Linked DNA regions of Homo sapiens: region 2 is linked to region 1. A link is a loop called in an ENCODE intact Hi-C map of the cell type or tissue named here. Cell type or tissue: prostate gland. All regions are shown on one strand. Each heading gives the region's core, and the rest is flanking DNA. Links, peaks and the distances in the headings are about the cores only.

Region 1 (4,906 bases), core at 248-4,247:
TACCCTAGACTGGGCAATTTACAAAAAAAAAAAAAAAAAGAGGTTTAGTGGACTTACAGGTCTCCCAGTAGAATACCATAGCACATGGCTCTTGACCTGGGTGTCTCTTGGCCTGAGATCCCAGGTGTGAGGTGTAGTGGGGTCCCTCCTCAGGTTCTGTCCAGTCACTGGTATCTCTTTGTAGGGGATGGGGTGCCCCCCATGGTTACCTTTGCTGGCAGGGCTTTTATTAATCTTACTTGCCAGGGGGGCATGTTCCCCTGATATATTTTCATCCAAGGGAGGAACAAGCCCACCTAGCTGTCTTCTCTTGCTATATTGGGAGTTGGTCTGGAAATGCTGATTTTGAGGGATGAAATACTCCCTGCAGCTGTGCTGTTCCCATTTTCCTGGGCTCCTGTATTAGTCCATTTTCATGCTGCTAATAAAGACATACCCCAGACTGGGCAATTTACAAAGGAAAGAGGTTTAATGGACTTACAGGTCAACATGGCTGGGGAGGCCTCACGATCATGGCAGAAGGCAAGGAAGAGCAAGTCACATCTTACATGGATGGCGGCAGGCAGAGAGAGAGATCTTGTGCAGGGAAACTCCCGTTTTAAAACCATCAGGTCTCGTGAGACTTATTCACTGTCATGAGAACAGCTGGGAAAGAGCAGCCCCCCATGATTCAATTATCTCCCACCAGGTCCCTCCCACAACACATGAGAATTATGGGAGCTACCAGATGAGATTTGGGTGGGGACACAGAGGCAAACCATATCAGATCCCAAACAGTTTCCTCTCCTCTTACCACCTTTCCGAATTCTCCTTTAGTTGCCTCTTGCTTTATTCCCAGGGTTTATAGGTGTGCTTGGCAGGAGTAAGCAGGGAGTTTGGGGTCTATATCATTTTGTCTGGACTGGAAGTTCCTTGGAATTGCCCATTTGTTTATTTTTAATCTCTGTCATTTTGTTTTTAATTTGTTTCTAGTAGAGAACATATAATTGGACCTAACTTTAAAATATTTGCTGTTATGCCTTATATTCGCTATATTGTATTTCCTTGATACTTCCTCTTCCCATGTGCTGATGTTGTATATTGTTAAAGTTTCTTTGCATCTTGTTTTTCAGTGTTTTGAAGTTATAAATAATAGTTGCATTCTCTTAATTTTTGGCTTAAAAATATACTAAATCATATTTAAACCTGCCATTATAAATAGTAGGAATAAAACAAGAGTTGCCATGCATTTTAGGGTTCTGCTAGAGATTAAGGAACTTTATTGGCTTCTCAGCGGCCGTTTGGTTTGAGAACCTTGAATGAGACACTGCTTCCTCTTTTTCCTTGTGATGTTGAAAAGTTAGACCTGAAGGGCTGCTTGGATCTTTTGGTGCTTTTGATAGCAGCATGTTGTCCTTCTTTCACTTGGAATAAAATCCAGAGCCTCAACCATGACTTACAAAGCCACAAATGACCTGGCTGCAGCTGCCATTTACATATAATTTCCTGCCTCAGGGGGCTGGACCCCAGACACGGTGGCCTTCTTGCTAGGTGAATGTGCATTTGTACTTGTCACCTCTACGTGGGATGCTCTTCCCAAGCATGCTGGTGGTGGTTCACCTCTCTAGAGTCTCCTCAAATATCCATCCTCAGGGCAGCCTTCCCTGGCCCTGCGGAAGGAGTTCTTCCATCATTGCTGACTACTTTCCTGTGTTCCTTTTCTTCCAACAGATTATTACCTATGACACATTGTAATAATGCTCTAATATATATCTGTGGCAAATATATGAATATATAAACTTTTTCTCTGTCTCCCTTCACCAGAATATAAGCTCCAGGAGATCAGCAAATGTGTGTCTATCTTGGTCACTGTGGCATCCTGGGTGGTCCTGACAGTGCTGCCACATAGTAAGCACATCAAACAAATAAAGGAGTGAATGGAGACTAAGCAATATGGGATGCTGGCTCATGAGGACTGCACGTTTTTGAAATACGTGTACTTATATTTAGAAATCAAACCATATATCAAGTGGTGTAATAGTCATTCATCATAATTTTCACAGGTTCTGTGAGGAGAGTGGTTCTCACATGGATTCACCTAAGAAGGCTTCTTGTGAGGATATTTAATCAGATTTCTTAAGCTGAGAAGAAAGAGAAAAAGATAACTTTGTTATTTCTCAGCAGTGTTAGGAAGCTTTGGGGATTTCTTGGTTCCTAAGTGATGAATTCTCCATGCAGGCCTGTTCATGCCTGTGTGTTCATTTCCTCCTTTGGGTGTGAAGGGGGTTTGGAAAGCCTTCCCATGGGTCTGGATTTATTTGTGTCTCTGCCAGTGGGACATCTTTAGCCATGCCAAGACTCTGTCATTGAAAGTAAGAATAGTGCTGATAATAGGCAGGATAAAGGCTCTAATTTATAGGTTGCATATAATAATTTCATGTTAATAGTTGATAACTCTTGCCAAATCCTAAATCAGGCTTCCCTGCTGCCTTCCAAGTTCTTCCTGGCTAACTGTCATTTCTGGTGTATGTTATTTTTCAATATTAGTTACCTTTCCTCATAAACTATAGGGCTTATAACATAAGTCATGTAGCTTTTATATTCTTAACTGTCTTGAGAAATGTTAAGATCTGAGAAATGACATAATGTAAAAGAGTGAAAGAAAGTTCATTCACTGTAAAGCTTCATCATAGGAATGCTGGTGAAGGGCACGGTTGTCCTCATGTGCTCTACCCCACAGAGGCAGAGTGGCCACCGATCTGTGCAGTCTCTAAGTTCACCGACACAATAACTCATTCTTCTTGCCTTTGGGGAAATAAACAGCAGAAAGAGAAAATACTCCCTTAGCAGTAAAACTAAACAAATGAGAACACAGAAATGAAACTAAACAAAAAAATACGTATCACTATCAAAATCCCCCCAAAATAAATTTTATTTTCTTCCCTTTATTTAGTGCTTTTCAATAATGATTCAAGTCACTTCTAATATCTCTTTTTCATGGAATACAAAAATAGGATTAGTTTTTAAATTACAGATGATTTTAAATGGATCTCTGATTCCAATGTGAATGAACAACATAACAAGAAGTTTATTTTTAGAACGAGAGTGGTCACCTAGCTTTTCTGCCAGGCATATAAACATGAGGGTCATTTAACTTACTTTATCTTGTATCTGAGTCTTTAAGGAAGTGCTGCCTTGCAAACAGAATCATTAGTAAGTTTACTGGGAAGATGCATGCATAATTTTGGAGGAAAATTGACATACAGGCATTTTCATTTTTATTTTTACTTATTTATTTATTTTGAAACAGGGTCTCACCCTGTCACTGAGGCTGGAGTGCAGTGGTGCGATTTCGGTTCACTGCAACCTCTACTCCCCGGGCCCAAGTAGTCATCCCACCTCAGCCTCTGGAGCTGGGACTACAGGCTTGCGCCACCATGTCTGGTTAATTTTATTTTTTGTAGAGACAGGTTTCGCCACATTGACCAGGCTGGTCTTGAACTCCTGAGCTCAAGTGATCTGCCCACCTTGGCTTCCCAAAGTGCTGGGATTACAAGTGTGAGTCACCACGCCTGGCACATTTTTATTTTTAAATGTTTGCAGTAACGATGATTTATAATGAGTTTTTACTAATTTTGATAGTCTTTCTAACCTTGCTCTGACATTCTCCAAAGATAATAAGTCAAGTTCATTTAAAATAATTCAATTATAATATATTTGAAATGCTTGTGAAAATTGCTAAATATGTCAGCTGTTAAACATGTAAGAACTTTCAATATATTTTAGAGGTTCAAAAAAATCAGATTTTTCTTTTTGCTCAGGTCAGATTTTGATGAAGATGATTTTAAAATGAGACAGGACATCATGAGCAGAAGCATCAGCACAGAAACGCAGGCTGCAGGGCATCCAATAAAAGGAAGCCCAGAGATCCCAGGGACTGTCTACCTGACTTCTGAGATATATCAGCCTGCTTGTACCTCTGCCATGGTACACCTGATGGTCATGGAGACTGTTCAGGTTCTCAAATGCCGGCTGAAGGCAGGCAGCCCTGCGCCCTTTCCTCCTTATCCAGAGTTGTGTGATGCTCGTTGATCTCCCTCGCCCTGATGAGGGATCCGCAGGGGGCGTGAGGTCCCAGGACTCTAGGTGGTCAGTTGGGGAGGATTGGACACAGGAACAGTAGCCGACTTAATTTATTTTAAAATTTTAGATATTGGCAAGAAAAGAGTGTTTTAACCGGGTGTCATAATGAGAGAGAATGTTGAATTCCAATCTGCTAAGGGCGTGTAAACCTACTAAAGCTCACGCCTCCCTCTGATTACAATGAAAACTGGACAAAAATCAACTACATATGGACTCTGAAAAATATAAACAGGTAGATTGTGGAGAATGTTAAAACCTGGAGAAGGGACCCTCTCGGGGTGGTTTTCCTGTTTTCTTCTCTCCTGGATTTCTCCCTAGAGCCAGTCTTCATCATGTAGTGGCATGGTGGCATAGGTAGCTAGTAATCCTGTAGCAACCCCATCTTTTGGCCCAGAGGAGTCAGAGAGAGCAGCACCTGCAGGCCAGGGAGTGTGGGGGAAAACCAGAAGAGAGAGCCAAAGAAGCCCCCCAGTTCTGTTCATGAACTTGCACTAGCCTCAGCCTAATTTCAGAACAACACCATCTGGGGACAGACTCAAACCAGCCCAGCAAAGGCCCAGAGGACTGACTGATGACTGGCTGAGGTTAGAACCATCCATACAGGTATCTGACTAACTCTTGAATGGTGTATGTGCTAGACAGGCATGAAGCAAGATGGCAAGGCTTAGAGAACCGAACTGAGATTTGAACCATCTGCACAAGCATGTGGCTGGCTACTGGATGATACACGTGTGATACAGGCCAATATGATCACAGGAAATTTGAATTTGAACCACTTCCCTTA
Region 2 (4,906 bases), core at 423-4,422, 59 kb before region 1:
AAGGGAGAGCTTTCCCCTTGGGCCTCTTGAGTTTTGCTGAAAAACCAACTCACAGAAGGCAGAGTAATAGGAGAAAAGGCAAACACATTCATTTAACATGTGTACACAGGAGCCTTCAGAATGAAGACCCAAAGATACAGGAGAAATTGTTCATGTTAAAGCTTAGGTTCAGCCAAGTGTGGACAGCCATGTAGAAATGGGATTGGAGAAAAAGTGTATGATTGGGTACTGATAGACTGAGTGGGAAACCCAGCAGGGCCTGTCTGTCCAGGGTCCTCCTGGCCTCTCTGAGCGGCACTCCTTCCTTCTGAGTGTGGGGCAGGCCCCTTTCTGGAATGGGAGTTGTAGGACCCACAGTCAAACAAGGCAGGCCAGACAGTTTCTTCATGGCCAGTTTTCACACAGAAAGGCAGAGGGAAAATGAGAATAACACTTTAGATTTTATGGCTGGCTTTGCAGAAAAGGATTCTGGTTTCAATGACCTGCCTTGGGAAAGATTCTAGTGTCTTTGGCAGTCTCAGGGGAGAATGGGACTGAGAGATGGGCAGGCAGGAGGACGGCAGAGAAAACTTTTCCTTCTGATAAAACAAAAACTTCAGCCGAATTAAATGTAAAGGAGTTTGATTGAATGATGAACGATTCGCAAATTGGGCAGCCCCCAGAATCACAGCAGATTCACAGAGACTCCAGGGGTGCCTCATGGTCAGAACAAACTTATAGACAAAAAAGGTAAAGTGACGTACGGGAATCGGAAGTGAGGTACAGAAACAGTGACATTGGTTACAGCTCGGCGTTTGCCTTATTTGAACACAGTTTGAACATACAGCAGCCTATGAGTGGTTGAAGTATGGCTGCGGGGATTGGCTGACACTCAGCCATTGTTAGAGGTGCATACTATTAAGTTAGGTTTTCGCTTTGTCTGACTATTAAGCTAGGTTACAGTTCATCCACAAGGACTCAAATAGAGAAGTACAGAGTCCTTCTCAGGCCATCGTTAGCTTGCTTTAACACTTCTGAGGCCTTCATTTTGGGGTATTGCTTTCTGAGCCCCAGAAGTTTCAAAATTCAGATTTTTTTATGTGTTTTAGAAAGATAATTCAGTGAGCATACTGAATTTTGGATATAATGTAACACACCCTGAGAGGTTCAGGGCCAGCACCCTGTCATCCGAGCATGATTTCTGCAGTGAAACATGAATATTTACACAAAGTGGGACAAATAAAGACTGCAAACAACCTCATTCCTATTCAAGTCAGGGTTTTTTGAATTTTTTTACATCAAAATATATAGAAAAAGTTTGCTTTTCTGAAATTAGGGTTTCAAGATTGTGGATAACTGATTATGAACCTGTGAAAAGAATCAGCGAGGCAGGCTTGAAAATGTTATCTTTGGCCTTAAAATTCAGAGCCTTGATGAGCTGTTTCCTAGGCCTCCTCCTTTGATAATTAGTTCAGAATGTACCCCAGATTCTCTCATGATGTGTTTGATTAGATTTCAGTTCTGGAAAATTTTCCGTCATTATTTCCCTGATTATGGTTTTGAAATTGCTGGTCTTCTCCCTGTCCCTTGGTGTCCCTCTGGTTGAGCAATTTTATTGTTGTCTTTGTGAAAGTATTTTTAGCTACAAATAAAGCAATCTATTGGATCTGTCTTAAGCAAAATGGAGGATTATTAGAATAATAACAGGCTGACAGGCTCCAAGGACACTGGGGCCTCTTGGGGGCAGGCTCAGGAAGGAGGAAGGGTCCGGATGGAGGGCGCCCACCCACCCCGGCATCTGCAGTGCTCTGCCCTCAGCTCCTTGCTTCTCCGTGACCAGTTAGTGCATCTTTTTTCTGCTCATGGCAGAATAGTGCTTGCCTGATCAGTTTCCCAGTTTATAGGACCTCGATTTCAGCCACACACAGAGAAATGGCTATTTTGAACCCCCAATTTCCAGGCGAAGAGGAGTCTGCTTGGCCTTGTTGGTTTCTTTCATCTCCTAGCACAGGAAATTCTGAGCAGGTGGACGGGAACAAGTGGTGAGATGTGGCCTGGAGTGGCTGAGGCATACTTCTTAGAGGAGGTCACTATGAGCTGGACAGACATTCCCAAGGCTTCCTAATATATGTTCTATGCACTCTAGTTTCTAGTAAGATTCATTTCAGCTAAGCCATTCACATATCCATCCTCTCACTTATTCATGCATTTGTACAACACATGCAGGCAGTGGCCTAGGGGTTGATTGGGGCTAGTGTGGTGAACATAAAAACCATATCGCTGCTCTCCTAGGTCGTCTTCTCTAGAGGGGAGATGGATCTATATTTACTCTACCAGGGACTCATGTAACTGTCCAGCGGGTTCCTCTTGCCCACTGCTGAGGTAGACCAGATTTATGGAGGCAGAGTTGTTGCAGTAGGGAAGGAGTTTTACCCATGTAGGACCTGGCTAAATGGAAGACGGGAGTTGTATTATTACTGAAATCTGCCTCTCTGATTTGGAGGCTAGGGCTTTTCAAGGACAATTTTGGGGAAGAATGGCGGGGAGGGTGGTTAGGCAATGGGTGCTTGCTGCCAATTGGTTGAGGGTGTAAATCATAGGGGTGTGGGAAATGGTTCTCCTGCATGCAGAGTCATTTCTGAGTAAGCCACAGGAGCAGCTGGCCAGTCCAGGTGGAGCCATCAGTCTCAAACATGCAAAAACCCTGAAAACGTATCTCAAAAGGCCAGTCTTAGGCTCTCCAATAGCGATGTTATCTGCAGGAGTAACTGGGGAAGTTGCATATCTTGTGACCTCCAGAATAATGGCTGGCAATCTTCTATGTCTACACTTTAGCAGAATTCAGTCTCTCCTATCCTCCTAGCCTGGTGTTCTTTGATTAGCTTTACAAATGCAATTGAGTTTTGGGGAAGGGCTGTTATCATTTAAGCTATAAACTAAACGTCTGCCAAAGTTAGCTTGCCTTAAGCCCAAGAATAATTGAGGGCAGCTTGAAGGCTAGAGGCAAGAAGGGGATTGGATAGATCAGATCTCCCTCACTGTCATAATTTTCTCACTGATGCAATTTTTGCAAAGGTGGTTTCAGTCACATTAGGGCCAGCAAGGACTACACAGCTAATTTAGACACCAAGACCTTCAGAGCTCTGATGTGGAGACAAGCCAAGGGTACCAAATGGTAAAGCCAAAAACGATAATTTCCATAGTCAAGGTGTCGATGAAAAGAGTGAAACTCTGTAAATTATTTGAAGAGATCTATTCTGAGGCAAAAATGAGTGAACACGGCCCATGACACCACTCCAGGAGATCCTGAGAACATGTACCCAAGGTGGTTGAGTTACAGCTTGATTTTATACATGTTAGGAGGACAGAAGTTACAGGAAGATATTCACCAATACATGTAAGTTGTGTATTGGTTCAGTCCGGCAAGGTGCGACAACTCGAAGCAGGGGGCAGGATAAGGGCTTCCAGGTCATAGGTGGATTCAAAGACTTTCTGATTGGCAATTGGTTGAAAGAGTTATTATCTAAAGTCCCAGAATCAATAGAAAGAAGAGCCTGGGTTAAGATATGGGGTTGCAGAGACCAAGGTTTTTTTTTTTTTTTTTTTTAAATTATACTTTAAGTTTTAGGGCACATGTGCACATTGTGCAGGTTAGTTACATATGTATACGTGTGCCGAGACCAAGGTTTTTATCATGCAGATGAAGCCTCCAGGTAGCAGGTTTCAGAGCTCTTATCAGACCTAAAAAATTACCAGAGTCTTAGGGAAAGGTTTTGGAAAGGGAAGGGGATTCTCTACAGAATATAGATTTTCCCCACAAAAGACAACTTTGCAAGGCCATCTCCAAATGTGTCAAAGAAGCGTATTTTGGGGTAAAATACTTTGATTTCTTTCAGGGCCTGCTGTCTGTCATGTGATGTTATACTAGAGTCAGGATGGAATTTGGTATCTTATTGCTACATCTATTCTATCGGTCTGAAGATCCCTGTTTTAATGTGAATGCTGGTGAGTTGTGTCTGAATTCCAAAGGGAGTGGGGTACAGTGAGGCACGGCTGACCCCCTTCATGCCCTGAACTAGTTTTTCAGATTTCTTTGAAATGTCCTTGGCTGAGAGGGGGTCCGTCAGTTGGTTGAGGGGCTTAGAGATTTGTTTTTGGTTTACAAAGTTACAGATGAAAGGCCTAATGAAATCCCCAAAAGAAATGAGGAGCTCTTACTGGAAAGGCTTTGGCATATTAGAAAATAGCCCTGATATATGTAAACTATTTAAGGCAGTTATTACATACAGTTTGTGTTAACCTGATAATAAAAATATTTACATCCCTGGATGGCTCTATTCTAATTTTCATCAAATATTCATCTTAGATGAATGTAAATATCCAAGAGATTATTTCAGAATGATGATAAATATAATATAATGCAATATAATATAACATAATGTAAAGTAATATAATATGGATCTTGGATTTATAAGTCAATTAGAATAATTAGCTGCTTTCCTTACTATCCTCACCGTGGGTAGAATTACCAAATTTCATCATAACACTGAAGAAATGAAATCATGGGGGAGAGAGAATGACTCAGTTTTTTAAAAATGGAGATATAGAATTCACACAACATAAAATTTATCTTGCAAAATTATATCATTCAGTGTATTTTAGTATATTCACAAAGTTGTACAACCATTGTCAGTATCCAATTCCAGAACACTTTCCTCATTCCCCAAATAATCCTATACCCATTAGTAGTCACTCACACACTGCTTCCCCCCTTTCCCCAACCCCCAGACCCTGGAAACCACTAATCCTACTTTCTGTTCCTGGATTTGCCTATTCTGGACATCTCATTTAATGGAATCATTTAACATGTGGTCTTTTGTGTCCAGCTTCTTTCACTTAGCATAACATTTTCAAGGTGCATCCGTGT

What was found. A loop is a pair of places that touch in the nucleus more often than their neighbours do. Peaks named below come from ENCODE experiments on the same cell type or tissue, not always from the same donor. Only the 100,000 strongest peaks of a DNase experiment are listed, where the experiment ranks them.
Region 2: a loop joins it to region 1, with 3 times the contacts of the local background. A loop is called at or near these places in 1 of 110 quality-filtered maps.

What each region holds. Positions count from the first base shown.
Region 1 is chr15:27,882,751-27,887,656 of GRCh38, reverse strand. All of the region lies in intron 19 of OCA2 (OCA2 melanosomal transmembrane protein), which reads left to right. Among named protein-coding and RNA genes, the nearest start is that of OCA2, 210 kb to the left of the region's middle. In prostate gland, for the core only: no CTCF peak of the experiment used is centred there; a DNase peak (open chromatin) is centred at 2,257.
Region 2 is chr15:27,942,352-27,947,257 of GRCh38, reverse strand. All of the region lies in intron 18 of OCA2 (OCA2 melanosomal transmembrane protein), which reads left to right. Among named protein-coding and RNA genes, the nearest start is that of OCA2, 150 kb to the left of the region's middle. In prostate gland, for the core only: no CTCF peak of the experiment used is centred there; no DNase peak of the experiment used is centred there.